Regions from separate parts of the Mus musculus genome. Here region 1 is linked to region 2. A link is a loop called in an ENCODE intact Hi-C map of the cell type or tissue named here. Cell type or tissue: left cerebral cortex. All regions are shown on one strand.

Evidence for each region. Hi-C counts contacts between places; a loop is a spot of excess contacts. Peaks named below come from ENCODE experiments on the same cell type or tissue, not always from the same donor. Only the 100,000 strongest peaks of a DNase experiment are listed, where the experiment ranks them.
Region 1: a loop joins it to region 2, with 4 times the contacts of the local background. A loop is called at or near these places in 2 of 42 quality-filtered maps.

What each region holds. Positions count from the first base shown.
Region 1 is chr1:131,287,369-131,295,368 of GRCm38, forward strand. Srgap2 (SLIT-ROBO Rho GTPase activating protein 2) reads right to left here. Exons shown (of 23, transcript NM_001081011.2): 22 at 5,153-5,477; 23 at 1-2,372. The coding sequence ends at 1,989. All of the region lies in intron 1 of Gm51644 (a long non-coding RNA gene), which reads left to right. Among named protein-coding and RNA genes, the nearest start is that of Ikbke, 12 kb to the left of the region's middle. In left cerebral cortex, CTCF peaks have their summits at 3,449 (motif pointing right) and 6,392; DNase peaks (open chromatin) are centred at 3,452 and 6,682; H3K27ac peaks cover 627 bases.
Region 2 is chr1:131,655,234-131,663,233 of GRCm38, forward strand. Ctse (cathepsin E) reads left to right here. Exons shown (of 10, transcript NM_007799.3): 2 at 6,643-6,833; 3 at 7,380-7,536. The coding sequence starts at 6,763. Among named protein-coding and RNA genes, the nearest start is that of Ctse, 21 kb to the left of the region's middle. In left cerebral cortex, a CTCF peak has its summit at 3,066 (motif pointing left); a DNase peak (open chromatin) is centred at 3,010; H3K4me3 peaks cover 473 bases; H3K27ac peaks cover 547 bases.

The sequences.
Region 1 (8,000 bases), 370 kb before region 2:
GCTTTTACCTTCTTAGAGGGTAGTGCCTGGAGAGAGGATGTAGGGCAGGGTGGAAACTCTGCTCACTTAGGTTAGGAGGAATGTAAAAAGGGAAGGGTGGGGCTTCTTAGTCATCAAGGAAACGGATCCTTGGGTCTGGAAGCCCCTATTGGCTCAGGAGCAGTACAAGCCCAGGTCAGTAAAAAGCACAGCAAGGATCAGACATCCAAAGGACCAAGGGGTGCCCCATGCAGTCAGACTCACACCACTCAAGCTCTCTCTGCTCTAGCTCAGGGGGCAGTCTTCCTGGTGCTGCAAGTTACTCTTCTCGTTAGTGACTCCTTCAAGCTCCCCATTCCCTTCACTCAGAGAGAGGCATCCACCACTTTCTACAGATTCAACTGCCAGCTTCACAAGTTGGTCCAAAAGGATCATTTCTAGCCCAAAGCTAAGAACACTCAGAGATTCCAACCCAAATGACAAACCCATCTCTCTTGAACTATAGAAAACAATACAGTTAAAATAAAAGCATAGCATTCAAGCCAGGAAACAGAGAATGAGCCTGAGCGGCAGGGAGCTGTTGAAACACATGATCCCATGGTGTGATTTCCTAGCTCTGGTGCTCCTGGGGAAGCACGATGTAAAAGAGCCAGTGTTTCAAGCACCAGGCTTGTAGGTTGGGAGAGCATCTAACGGTAGAAAAAGGTCAAAGGCAGGACCCAATGTGACACATTCAGTTTTTCCCTTTTTTAAGATTCTGGTTTTGGGAAAACAGTTTTGAGTTGGTGGAGGTCAAAGTTCCCTTAGTCACCCTTGTTTGGATAAACAAAAAACAGTTTCAAGAGGCAGCACTTCTAGAATTTATCGAGGGATTTTCAAGCCCCTGTTCATCCCGAGAGCTTTATAACAAAACTAAGCCAAGAGGTGAACTTGAAATAGTTTTAATCTGGGCCCAATTTTTGGATTAGCAGAGAGCAACTTAATTTTTTTTAATGGAATGGCAAATTTTAAAAGTATCAGATGCCAAAAATAGTGGGAGAAAGAAGGACTCATTTCCTACCCTTTTTAAATCTGCCATAAACACAATAAAACTTTAAGACTTTTTACTCTAAAAGGAGCTAGCTATAGAACTGTCTTATATTGGAAAACATCTTACATGGAAAATGGTGTGTCAGAGACAAAGACAGGAACGGAAGAAAAGTCTCTATGTTCAGAAAAACTTCCAAAGCTCCGAGATAAGACTAGGATGCACTTCTACAGCATGGAGCAGAGCAAATGCAAACAACCGGTGGCTCCCTCACAGCAAGAGGAAGAAGACAGAATCCCACCCGCACGGCAGGTCACAGGACTGTCCCATTCTGCTAAATGTTTATGACAGAGATCTCAAAGGCCAGGTTTCTCTGTTCCAAACAGAACAAAGTTTGTGATGAGAACAGAGACTCCAGGTGGCTTCTGTGTGAACTGCCACCACAACAAAGAGTGGTCTATGACCAGGAGAGGCTAGAAAAACCTGTGTTGTATATGGGTGTGCATGTGCATGCACATACACACAAATATATATATATATATTTATATAAAATGAAAACTGGGCTATATATGATTTTTTAAATCAGTACTGAAAAACAAGATGTCACTGAGAGCTGCAGCCAAACATCTGGTCAAGGTGTCCTCTATGGTCTGAAGGGACAGACGTAGGCTTATGTCCCTATGTCTTGCCTTGGCAGATATCGCAGCAACCCGATCATGGACAACCTGTCACTGGCTAACCTAAGAACAGTATGTACTGGAGCTGGCTGGATTCCAACAACAGAGGGAAGCAAAGAGTGGAGGAAGGACCAGAACGGGGAAAGCAGTAACAAGGGCTTCATTCTCGAGGTCTGGGTAATGGGAAGGCTAATTCCTGTAAGAACAACTTAGAACCTAATTTTCAACTGAGTCCCCAAGCTACTTAAATAGGAAGATTTTAGAAACGGCCAGTCTCCTTGTCTAGAATAATTATGTTATACCCCTTAGACAGTACAAGACTTGTCAGTGGCCTGTGGGGAAGCAGATGAATTGACACCAGGGCTAGTGGCGTTTGTTTTGGGGAAGACAGTTGGCTTGGGCCGTGTGGCTGGTGGTTTGACTGGAGCAGCCATCTTGACAGACTTTACAGGCCGGAAGGCGCAGGCAATGTCCCCAGCAGTACTAGCGCTGCGCTGGAAGGCAGGCTCAGGGTCCTTGAGGAGCTGGGTGTGCAGAGGGCTGGAGGGCTCAGATGTGGGGGCTACCACCGGGGAGGTCTTGAGTGGTTCCAAGGTGTCCAGAACCACATCAGGTGTGTGCTTAGCACTGCTCTGCCGCTCTAGCTCTTGAAGCTCATTCAGGGCAGAGTTCATTGTTGCTTCAATATCCTGCAAAACAGGAAAAAGGAAAAAGTAAGACAAACCAAGACAGATATACCCAAGGATCCAATTTCACTCAAATAGGCTAAGCCATGAAACCAGCAATAAAATGCCTTATTTCATTGGCCAAAGTCCTGGGACATATGAGTGTCCAGATCGTGGAAAAAGGGGACAGAGATTGTCATCGTCAGGAATTTAGAAAGAGTAACTGGTGACTTTTGGATATGACAAGGCTGTTGTACACATCAACTTATACCCGTTGGGGTCACCTGTACAATATCAAGCCAGCCAAAATGCCAGCAGAAACTGGGGTGGGGCCCCTTAGGCCCCACCCCCATCAGAGGAGCTACTGGCAGTTGACAGTTGCTGAGGAAGAGTCACTCAGTTTTGGGAATTGGGGCTCCTGGTAGCTAGATCATACCCCAGAAGGTAGCCCTAGACCTATGCATATATGGGAATATTAGACTTCCAATACATATGGGAAACCTTAGCCCAGTATGTATTGGACTGGGGGTGGGTTGTTAACAACAACAACAACAACAACAACAACAACAACAACAACAACAGGAGATTGGGCTGGAAGCCAAGTGGGAGGCTCTGGGAGGAGCTGGGGGCAGGGAGCAGTGGAAGACATGATCAAACACATTGCATAGATGTACTAAGTTTAACAACGGAGAGAAAATATTAACAAGGAAAGAGTAGCTGAGTCTTTTCAACTCAAGTCCTTGTTTTCTGTGACAGGTGCTGAGACATTTCTGGATGAAATTACACACAGTTAGATGGAGAAAGGGAAGGTCATGAGTACACGGGGATTCATTATATAATTCTCTCTATGTCTGTGTCTGTTTGAAAGTGTACATAGTGAACACATTTTACAAAGTGGTGGAGATCAAGTATGATCTCTATTTTCTTGACTTCAAGGCCAATGGTTAAGGGGGTTATTCCTTCCATCCTCCACATGAGCTAAGGGCCGTTCAAGAGCCAAGTCCTTGAAGACTGGTTAGAACAATGCTTCAATTTCCAAACTCCTTGAAACTGGTTCCTTCTACCCAGCACCATGAAAGAGAACCCAAAGAGTGGCCAGAAGGGGGAGCCAAAGCCCACACAGGTAAGTTAGCATCTACAAATCAGAGGACACTGCAGCTTTTAGGAAAAAAGCAGTCCTAGCCCAGGGGCTCAAGGCAGAACCAGAGAACCACTGTGTGTAAGCACCCAGCCTCCATACCCTGCTGCACACTCGTGTTTAATATTGCCACCACAGGACTCCTCTTTGGGATCAAGAATACTTTCAAACATTTTAAGTTCCAAGTCAGCCTCAGATTTCCCACTCAGGGCTTTTGGTCCTATGGCATGATCTATGTTGCTACGAATGACAGGGACTCATTTTCACTAATCACGGTGGCATTAATTAGCCCCCCTTTTTTTCCTTCCTGCAACCTTAGGGATGGAACCCAGGAGCCTATGCATGCCAGGCAAGCATTCTGAGCTTGCATCACTGAGCTATACACTAGACTTCCCAAATCTTTTAGAATGCTCTGGAAGAATTCTTATCTCCTGGCCCCGTCCTGTTAATGCAGCTAGTATGTTTGCGGTTTCTAACACTTTGATTAATGACTGGCCAAAAGAAGATCAAGGAGGATTCCCATGGTGCAAGGCAGACTGCTGTCAGGAGCTTAAACAGGATAGAAGGCTAGCAAAGCAAGACATCACAGGCCCAGGGCTTAACTCTGGCCTCACCAGGTACACCTCCTTAAGCTGAGCAGCAATGCAGCCAACAGAGACCATACAGAGCCTCCACTGCCCTTCCCTGTCACCCCAGAAGATGAGGTGAGGAAAAGGACAAAACCAAGCCCTTAGTTCCTACCTGTTCTAGTGAAAATTATATAGCTGGGAGAGACGTCTGAGAGAACTGCTTGGAGTGGCCCCAGTAGCTGGATGTTTAGATGTCGGGTTGGGCTTCTAATATTTCACGGAAAACACAGAGTCAGCAGTGTAGTGTAGATGAGAAGGAAAGTCCTGCAATCGGGAGCTCACCTGCACTGTTACCAGGAGCCCTGGGCTGGAGGCCCTTCTAGTACCTGAGCTTCAAGCAACATGGATACTTTGGGGTCTTTATGATAGAATCAGATGTGGACTAATTATCTACCCACAAGCACCTAGATCAGCTTCAGGAAGTGGGGTGATGGGGATGGGTAGAGAAATATATAAACGCGACAGACTATATTTGTCTCAGCTTCACTAAAGCCTACTATTGGGTTTTTATCATCTGTCTACTATCTACCTACTTACCTACCTATTCAATGTGTCCTATGGACAGAGGCCAGAGGAAGATGTCAGGTACCCTCCTCTATTACTCTCTACCTTATCTTATTTGAGACAGAGTCTCTCACTGAATTTGAAGCTTGCTGCTTTTTGGCTGGTCTGGCTGCCTGCTCCTAATCCCCAGCACTGAGGTTACAGGCATATATGGCCATGCTAGGCTTTTATGTGAGTGCTGTGAATTTGAATTCAGTTCATCTTGCTTCCATAGCAAGTATTCTTATCCACTGAGCTATCACCCCAGACTTTACCTTAGTACGACTAATTCTACTTCCAGGTTCTTGCTGGAGAGATAGGACTAGGCAGATTGCTCATTAAGCTGTTCTGGCAGGTTCACTGTATGATACTTGCAGTACTCTCTATAGAATGTACAGAGCATTGGTCTGCTTTAAGTTCTGTGGGTTCTCCGGGGCTGCTGAGGGGAAGTAACCAGTGTAAGCTTATCACGTAACTGTTCAGAGCCCTGTTACCTGTGCAATGACTTCAGGGTCCATGGGCCGATGGTTATTGAAACTTTTTGACCTTCCTGCCGTAGCGGTCTTCCGGATCTGCGGACTGTCCATCCGGTTCTTCAAGGATGAGTGGCGGCTGATAGAGTTGAGGCTGCCATGGCCGCTGATGGAACACTTATCTGGCCCTTCCTTGGGGAGATTCTGGCTCATGATGGGCTGGGAGGATGGACGGCAGCTAGCCCCCACCCCCAGGGAGGAGGAGTCAGTCAGAGAACTGCCCAGCCCATGGCTGTCACTCCGAAATGCTTTTCTGATGCTCCCAGATTCTGGACGCTTCCTTTGCCTTCAACAAACAAAAATGGCATCTGATCAGGGAGCCCTGGCTCCAAGGGAGCTAGGATTGTGACAGGGGGTAGAGGCTGGCACCTGGGACTTTTAAAGAGAGTCAAATAGATTACACTAACTCTCCAGCTTTTCTTTCTCTTGTTTTCTCTCTGGATCGGTTCCCTTCCAACCCCCAACCTGGGCGGAGTGAAATGCATACTTACTTGGTGGCTGTGAGCTTTGAGTTCTAAACATGTAAGATGCTGTCAGAAAAAAATGCCTGTTTAAGAGAAAGTTTCTAGTGGGAGAAAAGAGTCATGAAAAGACCCACTCCACTGCCTGCCTGAACAGCAGCCCAAGGCCCCAGGTAAGAAAGTCTCATCATCACCAAGGAGGGGAGAACTGCTGGTAACAGGAGTTAACGTTTCCAGTTTGCTCAACTATGTATAATGAGCCTGTCATCATTTGGGCTCTAGTAAGAGGCTGTTTCGTATTCATAGACATGGAAAAGATTTTTCAAGGAACTGCTTTTTGGCACAGACAGAGGGCTCACTGTGTGCCTGCTCCTAGGGTGGAAAGGACATTTATGCAACTCCTATGTCACCCAGCACTGGGCCAATTTATTTCATACCACAAAAGGCTCTCAAACGATATGGTGTGGTAGGATCCTAGTCATATGGGTATTGTCCGATGCTGAATAATTTCATTTTTCAAACCAGATTTTAAAGGACCTCATCTAAGATGCCATCTAGCTGCTAGTTCAGATAGCAGCTGGGTAGCTCTGATCTTGTATCTACTGAGGAAGATGAGCTGAGCTGGGTGGGGTCTCTGGATGGTAAGGGTAGGACTCTGAAGACTGGGGGCCAAATCTGAAGTAAGTTCTTATGCTGCTTACAGCTGAGATCTGCTTTATCTTTCTGGGTCCAGCAGGGTGTGCCCAGCAGCCACTCTAAGCATGTATGGCTAGGTAGGACTAGCCTTGGAAGGCAGCCATTTTCAACAAGAAAAAGGATGCTTTTTAGTCTAGGAGGGCTCTGCTGAAATAAGCCCTCCTCTGTCAAGTTTTCCAGACACTAGTGCCTCCAACTACAGACTGGAGAGGTTTTCCCCTCCCATATCCCCTCAGTGATTACATGGGACTGTGTTTCAGTTGCCTTCCATATGGTCTTTTGCCTTGCCAGTCTGTGAGCTCTGAATCACTAGCATCGGTGCTTGGCACAACGCAGATGGTTAATATAGGATGTGGAATTAAAGTGAAATGCCACACCCTAAGAACTCTGCTGATTTCCTTTTCCCATTCAAGGATGGCTGACTCACAAATCAGAACTGCTGAGAGGGCAGATTTAGGAGGCTGTGGCAGTGTGTCATCCCAGGCTCTATTTGGGCCATGAAGACAGAGATGCTGGTTACAAGTTCAGCCTGAAGGAGGAACCAGGCATGGATAGCACTGAGCACCAACAACTCAAGCCATTCTAGAACGCAGGATGAGAGCACTTTTTTTTTCAGCCTCAAGGAACTTAGGGTGTCAGGAAGGCTTCCCCAAATAAGTAATGCTTAGAGTGAGTCTTGGAGGGTGAGGAGGAGTTAACCAAATGAGAGGGTCCAGGAGGAGAGAGTTCTTTAGACAATCAGGAAATTGAAGTTGCATGGGAGGACTGTTGTGGAGATAGTCAGGAAGACAGAACGGCATACTCGCTCCTAAGGGCCAGGCATATGGGGGCTGTCTGTCACTCACGCACTGATTGGCTGGTGCCTAGGAAAGGTTGACATGGGTTGGTTATAGTCTGCCCCAGGAAATTCATCAGAAGAATCTTGATACCACCAAGCAAGCAGTTCAAGGGAGCCATCTCAACGTTCTAGCAGTTGTTTATCTTTTGACTATTTTCAGCCTTTGTTCTCTATCATTCCTTTGTAATAAGTGGCATCAAATATATGCTGACTTAAAACTTAATACCCAGGGATGAAGCTGTAGCTTGGCAGTGGGGTTCTCCATCTGAATATGTGACTTGTTCAGTTCTGTCCCTCAACACCATAAAAACAAAAATAAATGTGTGTAAATAAACACCTAACTTTCCCTTCAACATCCAGTCTTGGTTTCTGGCTCAATAGGCTTATGACCTTGTGATTGTAGACGCATAATTAACACAGACTTGTAAATATTGAAAAAAATGTGATTAGCTGGCAGCTACTTTTTATTAACTTGCCCTCCTAGTAGATGGAGGGAAGTATAAAATTCTCAACTTGCTTAGTGGTTTGAATTAAATTATGACTATTCTAGTAAGTGAGCTGAATAAACGAGATGAACTTGAGGGGAAAGAGATAGGAAAGAACCATGTCCCCCAACCCCTCTATTGTCTGGTTGGAAAAAAGCCAAGAGATCTGGCAACCTCATGCAGTTTAACAACAATAAGCATCTTTTATTCTCCTTCCAGTCTCAGTGTCCAGAGGCTATGGTTAACAGGGTATCAAAGTGCAAATCATTTCACCCCTCCAAAGTCAGGAGGAATACAAACTGTGCGTCATCTCCAATCCACGGTCACCA
Region 2 (8,000 bases):
TCAAAGGGAGAAACATAAAAGATGTGTTCCCTAGCCCACTTTAATTTTCATTTTCTATTTTATTTTTATTTATTTATTTACTTATTCTTGAAACACAGTTTCTCTACATAGCCCTGGCTGTTCCAGAACTCACATGTAGACAGGTACATTAAACAAACAACAACAACAAACTCTTCAAACCCAAAAGATTAGTAGTGACTGAATCTGTAACTTGGCCTAATTGACCAAAATCATCTTTACTTGACATAAAACTCATTGAGAAGAAATAATGACTTTGGGATATTTAAATTTACCCTCCAGAGATCTGGAACAAGAAATTGTAACACATTTGGAAATTTTATCCCTATGGCCCTTCTTAGTAGCCACCAGCAGATACGTAAAGAAACATGGGTGTGGTCCGCAATGGGGAACAGGTGTAAGGGCTCAGCCTTTGAGTCTGCTGCAGCTGTAAAACACCCTGCTGAACTTGGTGTACTCTAAAGAGGGAACAGGCCATCAAAGCCATGAAGAGGGGCCCCAAGGGCCACCCACTTGGATGCCACTTTAATGAAGCAGCTACCTGGCAGGTTCAGTAAGCAGGCCGACCCTGTGCCAGGCTTCTCAGCAGATAGCAGGGCTCTCGAGTTGTTCTACTTGTCAGTTGTCAAAACCCAGATCACAGCTTTTAAGGGCATTCCAGCAAGAATCCATCTGGAAGCCGCCTCCTGAGTAAGCAGCTATCAGAAGCCCCTAATGAACTTGAGGTTTTCTGCCCACCATGTAACACGAATCATGCTACCCAGAATGTAGTGCCAAACACATTCTACAACATTAGGGACATGAAGAAACAGCAGGTTTTCAGGTTTGGGTACCTGATTTTCATTTTTTGGTGCTAGGGATCGAACCTGGGGCCTTGGGCATGCTTGGTAAGTACCCAACCACTGAACTGTAGTCCCAACCCCACCTTTCCATTTTTCATTTGGATACAGGGTCCGATTAAGTAACCAGCAGGCCTTGATCTTTCTATATTCCTGTCTCAGCTCCTCAAATAGCTGGACTACCAGCTCACAACACCAGGTTGCTGCTGTTTATAAAATTTATTTATTGGGAGAAGGGGTAGTACACACCCATGCCACAGTGCTTGTGTGGAGGTCAGAGGGTAATTTGAGGGAATCAGTTCCCTCTTTGCGCTATGTAGGACCTGGGAACTGAACTCAGGTCCTCGGGCTAAGCAGCAATAACTTTCACCTATTTGGCTACCTCATATACCCTACCACATCGTTTTTTGTTATTGTTTAACATATTCTTATTGAGAAAAACTTTCTCTAATTCTAGTGGTAAAGAATTAGGGACCAAATGTGATTCCCCACTCAACAGTACGACCACAAATTGTAAAGGTTTTTTTTTGTCTCCAGAGGTGGGAAGTTATTTGTCCCAGGCTTAGTAAGCTAGGGATGGTGCAGGACTAGAAGGTGAGCCAGTGCTCTCAGACCCCAACTAGCTGCTTCCCCACCGTCTCAAACTCTTCGACACTTTAGGTTCTTCTTCCCAATCCAGATGCAGGCATAGCAGATGTACCAATAGCGGGAGAGGCAGTGCAGACTCAAATGCAAAACGGAGCCACATGTTTGCGTTTGGACCCTCTAGTGGTATGGCTACTGGAGTTTTCTGAACATCAGTTTCTTCATTTGAAAAAGTAGAGCAAACAATGCCTTGGAGATATATTTATCTTAACAACATTGCACAGGCACACCTGGTAGCCCAGATGATCTATTAAAGATACCTGCCCCCAGGTACTGGAATTACAGGGGCTGGCAAGATGGCTCAGCGCTTAAAGGTGCTTGCTGCCAAGCCTTATTGATGACTTGAGTTTGATCCTTGCTACCCACATAGTGGAAGGAAAAATCCAACTTCCTCAAGCCAGACGTCTACAAGCAAGCTAAGGCATATATGGACATCACACACAAACACACAGACACACGTACACACATACACACACACACACACACACACACACACACTAATAAATAAATGAATAAATGAATAAATAAATAAATAAATACATGAATTTTAAAAAGAATGACCGTAAGCTATCTAGGTGAACAAGTGAGTACTTCCTTTACGGGATGAAGGAAGAGGACTCTGTTTACTAAGGGGTATGTCAGATAATTTTGATTGACAGCTTCAATTACATAAAGCCTTTGCTCACTATGCGTGTCTCTTCCCATAATGCATCTAATGTTAATCATATGTATGCCCAACTATGCATAAACATAAGAAGGTAAATAATTTTTTTCCCAAAAGTTCACTCAGAGGGCACAACTTGCCTTATTGCACCTCACTGATTTGACTTTGAAGTGAAAACTCAAAGCCCACTCCCACCCCCCAGTGACACACCTCCTTCAACAAAGCCACACTTAATCCTCCCTAAAAAATCTGCCAGCTGGGGACCAGACATTTAAATACATAAGCCTATGGTTACCTTGATGTTTAAGGTTAGTTAGACAACGCTGAGATACCTACACCTGAATTGTGCCTACTGAAAAATAGAGGGGCCTCAGTGATCCTTTTTCTGAAATTAGATAAGCGAGATTATGCACCCCAGCCTGTAAATAAATAACCGATGTCTGCCAAGACCTCCATTTGGAGGCTTTTCCACAGGGGAGTTTGTTGAATCTAATCAGATGCCTGTCTCAGCATCTTGAAACAGACATAATCTTAATCGCTCTTTTGAATGTGATTTTCTCCTGTAGATGGCCCTCCCTCCCTGACTCAGATAGCATCTCACTGTGTAACTCTGGCTGGCCTGCAGCTTGCTATGTAAACCAGACTGCCCTCATACTTGCAGCAGATCCACAGGGGTGCTCCACCATGTCCTGCACACACTTCCTCTTTTATAACTGAAGAATCTGAAACTCAAAAAAAAAAAAAAAATCACAAGCCGTTTGGTAGGACTCAAACGCTGCTTTGTCTACATTCAAGCCTGTAAGTCACTGTGCAAGAAGGATGGCACGCATGCGCGTGCTGGCAGGTCGCGGAAGCATCGGGCAGGAAACCTCCATGGTGCCTGCGCCCTCTACTGGCGACGCTGCTCAATTTCTGGTCTAAAAACCAATGTCCCAGAATACAACTGGTGGTGGTTGTAGTAATAACTCAAATTGACTGAGTTCGTGACATGGGGAGATGCTGGGGAGGTCAGAGTCTTCTGATTTCCAGTTGCACGAGAATGGGCGTCTTGGGAAAAAAAAACAAAGAAAACAAAGCTGTGCAAAAAATGTGTTTCCTGCCAAGTTCTCTGTTTCTGCATTAGACAGATGAAGGAGTAGTTTTGCTTTTTTCATAATTCAGAGAGGTTTGCAGATGTAATTTTTGCACCTACAAGAAATACAGTAGTGAGTCTTCCTGAGCATTTTATTGAAGGCAAGACAAAGAATAGTTTTAAAAACACATAATGAGGAGACACATACTGGGTACCTTGGGTATGCAGTGAGACCATGTCTCAAAGAACAAGCACATCTTTATGAACGTGAATGAGAACATTTGTTACCACACCAGGCCCTGTACATACCTTTTATTCTTCCAACCTTGCAAAACATCTGCCATGGCAGAAATTAATCTCTCCCTCTTTCTTTAGCTTCTCTATCTCCCTCTTTCAGAAAGGGGTTCTAGAACATAAGACCCTCTAGAAGAGTGGTTCTCAACCTCCCTAATGTTGGGACCCCTTAATATAGTTTCTTGTGTTGTGGTGACCCCCAACCATAAAATTCTTTTTCATTATCATTTCATAATTGTAATTTTCCTGCTGTTAGAAATCATGGTGTTATGAATTACAACGTAAATATCTGATATGCAGATGTATGGCTCCTAAAGGGGTTAAGAACCCCTACTCTGGATCCTTTAGTACAGTGCCATGGTTAGGAACATCAGCTTTAAAGTTAGGCCAACCTGGGTTTGGAATGGGGTTACAGCACTGGCACGGGAGCCATCCTGGGTCTCCATTTCCTCACGTGTGAAACGGCTTTAAATATCCTCGAAGGATTGGCGTGAGGTCTGAAGAAATACTTCTAAGTCCTTTAACATAGCATCTGAGACACAGCTACGCCCTCCCCACTGTCTCTTGTTCTCATTATTCAATTTAACCTCTTCATTTTAGACATGAGGACATGAAGTTCTGAAAGAAATTGCTTTATGGCCAGGTGGTCAGTTAGGGCAAAACTAGGTGGATCCAAGCATCCTGGGCCAGTCTCTCTATGCCTTGCCACCTACTGCACAGTGGATTTTCCTTTATCCCTCGGCTCTGAGCAGAAAGAGGTTAGGACATTTTCTTAACTCCTTGTCAGGGTCATTTTGAGCTGATGCTATTGCCAGAGATGGAGACAGGGGCTCCTGGAGTGTAGCTCCCTGCCATAAGGAGCCAGCATGTATCCCACACCAGACCAGCTGACTCCCATATAGCACTGTGCAGCTGCCCCTGTCATTATTTTATCCTTGTCAATCTGAAACTATAAAAAGAGAAGCTAATTAGGTAATGTCACGTGTCACCACCAACAGCTTCCCCACATTCTGGGAACTGTCAAACCTCTGCATGCAGCCAGCCATTCCTGGAGAGCCCTCTTGTCGAGGCTCCTTTGCACGTGCTGAGACTGGATGGCTGCCTACATTGTGTCCTTTGCCCCATGTGCCAATTTCTAATGTTCTCTATGATTTTTCCCAGAGGTCTCACACACACATAGACCCTCAAATGCTTAGGGGCTTTTGATCCAGAAATGGCTCGCACCATCCTTAACAATGGTCCACAGTAGTTTTCCGTTTCAGTCTGGGAGGATCCAGTGAGCCAGGTTAGGTGAGGTTCCTGGTGTTTCCAGAAAGGACAGAGCCCATCAGCTCTGATAAAAGTCCCTACAGGCCTGCTATCAATCTTTCTCAGACTTTCCCAAGCTCAGCAGACCCTATTAACAGACAGGCAGACTGAGTCTTCCTCCTCAGGGTCAAGTAACTCATAGTTGCCCAGGTCTCATTTAAACATGGTCTAACCTAACCCTACACATTTAATAAACAGATGGGGCAAGGTCAGAGATGGAGAAGGAGAGGCTTAGGTATGCTGGCATCAATAGCTCAGTGATGTATGCAGAAAGAGCCCTGGACTAGCAGTTAAGAAGCCTGGGTCACCCTAGCCCAGCCCTAATGACCTGTGCCATTGGAGATCACTTGAGCTCTCGCTGACCATGTTCCCATCTGCTGTGCAAGTGGATTGGTCTTGAGGACCTGGAGGCACTCTTCCAGCCCAAGGTTTTCTCAGTGACCGTATCCTGACCATGGGATGTGTTAAAGTGTTTTCAGTGTGTCCACATTCCTTGTTTTTTGCACTTAACCTTCCTAAAAACCCAGATGCTGTTGCTGAGGTGTCTGGTCAGGCAACTGTGAGCAACCATGACAGAGCTTGGTTCTGGACAAGTGACGAGCCCCCCTCCAGCGTGCTGTTCTTCAGGGAGCAGACAGGCCCCTCACCCTTGTGGGCAGTCAGAGGATGGGCTCCCAGGAAACGTAAATGCTAGAGAGGTGTGGTGGCTTTGGGGACAAGGAAAGTCAGTTTTGCATTTCCCTCCTTTTTTGGGTGTTTCTTCAATAATTTGGATCTCACAACAGGTTCGGCCTGGCTTCAGACCCAATTTTGGCTTCTCTGGCATCAGAGATAAAAGGCAAGGTGCAGGCACTTTGCCATAACACTAACTGGCACAGACAGCGATAACCCTAACCCAGGCACCCCATTATTTTATTACCAGAGCTCCCTGGGGGGACTGGTGTTCCCATCCCAGCTCAGAAGCCATTGACTAAGAAGATGGGGCAAGAAGGTTTTCCGTCCTGTCACCCCTACCTCTCTTAAGTCAGGAAAGTTGAAGAAGGAAAATCACAGGGTGGGGTTGATGGTAAGAAAACTTGACTTTCCAACCTCTAGGATCATGAGACAGTAGATGCTGCTTAAGCCACTGACTTGTGGTACATTGTTATGGCAGCCCTGGTACACCAACACAGACTTGCTCCAGTCTCGGCTCCTCCCTTGCCTCCTCACTCCCTTCCATACAAACCCCAGAGCCAGATCCGTCAGGTTTCCAGAATCAGGAAAGCTTGCCCCGCAAATCAATAGCCAGACTGTCCCACTCCAGGACCTGTGGTGAGCAAGCACTGGTTTGCTCTGAGTAAGACAAGTTGCTTTGAGAGCCTCTGGAGGAATGCAGGGAGAATATGAAATATGAGAACAAAAGCCTGGCTAATGTTTTGAGCCACAATCATGCTACACTTATATCATTTTGGCTTCTGCCCTTCTCGAGTCTTCAACTGAACATTCATAGTAGCAGTTCAACAAGGTGGGACCCTCATTCACTTTTGCACACCTAGACAATAAACATGGGGTTTCTTACAGTCAATGTTGCATGCCCAAAGAACTTGAAAGAAGCTGAGACCTCAACACCCTCATTTTCAGAGAGTGTATACACACACACACACACACACACACACACACACACACACACACACACAGAGGTTTTGCCCTTAGCTCCCCAAGCATAAGAAAGGGACCCAGGGGCAGACAAGGGACGTCCTATTACACATAGTGTTTACTCTGGGCATGGCTATTGACTCCAGACCTTATCATTGGGTCCTCAGACTGGGCAGGGCAGGTCTGGGCACCAGGAAGAGCCAGTGCCCCTGCCCTGTGATCAAGAGGAGAGAAGGGTGGAAGGGAGATCGGAGCAGAGTGAGAGAGAAGCTACCCCTTGGACCACAATGAAGCCCCTCCTTGTGCTGCTGCTGCTGCTGCTCCTGGATCTGGCTCAGGCCCAAGGTGCTCTGCACAGGTAAGGCCCTGTCTCCAGCACTAAGTTCAATTGAGGCATCCCCCAACCCCAACCCAGGGCTGCCCCGGGGGAGGAAAGCTAATGAGGAAATGAAAAGAAGAAACCGGGATCTCTCAGGAATCCCTAGAGAAGATTCCCCAGGCCTCTCCTTCCAGTGTAGGTGCCTGCCTCAGCTCAAGGGACTCCCCCTCTGTTGTTCAAAGGTGTGCTCCATAGATGTGATTTGTGACTCCAAGCCTTCAAATACTTTCCCAAGGGGGCCTGAGCACTGCTATCCACAGGGTCCTTCCATCCCTTTAAGTCAGCCCTTTATGATCAGACTATAGACTGTGTCTGACCTCCCATTCCCTAGAAAATCTCAAAAGGCCAGTGCCCAGGAGGGAAAGCCATTTCTACCCAAATTCTGAGTCTGCAAGACAAAGCCATTGCTGCTTCTGGTCTTGAAGGTTCCCTCCTGGGTCTTGCTGTAGTCAGGCTCTGAACAGGTATAGAGGCAATGGGAGCCTTTATTTATAAATGCCCCTTTATTTCCTGATCTTTCTCCAGAGTGCCCCTCAGAAGACATCAGTCCCTTCGGAAGAAACTACGGGCCCAAGGACAGCTCTCAGAATTCTGGAGGTCTCATAACTTGGACATGACCCGACTCAGCGAGTCCTGTAATGTGTATTCGAGTGTCAATGAACCCCTCATCAACTACCTGGATGTAAGATTTCTCAAATTGAAGCCTGAGGACACTGGGTGTAGGGAGGAAGGCTGGGGCCTTCAGCAGGGGCCAGTGCTGCATTGGTGGCATTATGATCAGGCATGGATTTGTTTGCTTGGAGGATTCAGACAGTCCCCCAGTCTCTATCTACTCTGTAAAGCAGGCTTCTAAATGACCCAGTATGCAGAGCTTTCTTCAAGAGGAAAGAGATAAGTATGATATGTGTTCCAAAAAGAAAGACCCCTACTGTGTGCCCAGCTGGGCATTTTACTAGCTATTCCTCTGGGCAAAGAACTTGGTTTGCCACACCTCCAGGTCCCTGATGACATCGTGAGGATCAGGATAATGAGAGAAGGATGGACCCAAGTTTCCTGGGCTATCCTCAGTTTCCTCCCTGGTGGTCCTTGCTCTGTTCCTTCCATCCTTTGCCTCCAGCCTTGCCTCTTCTGGGCTCTGTAGATTGT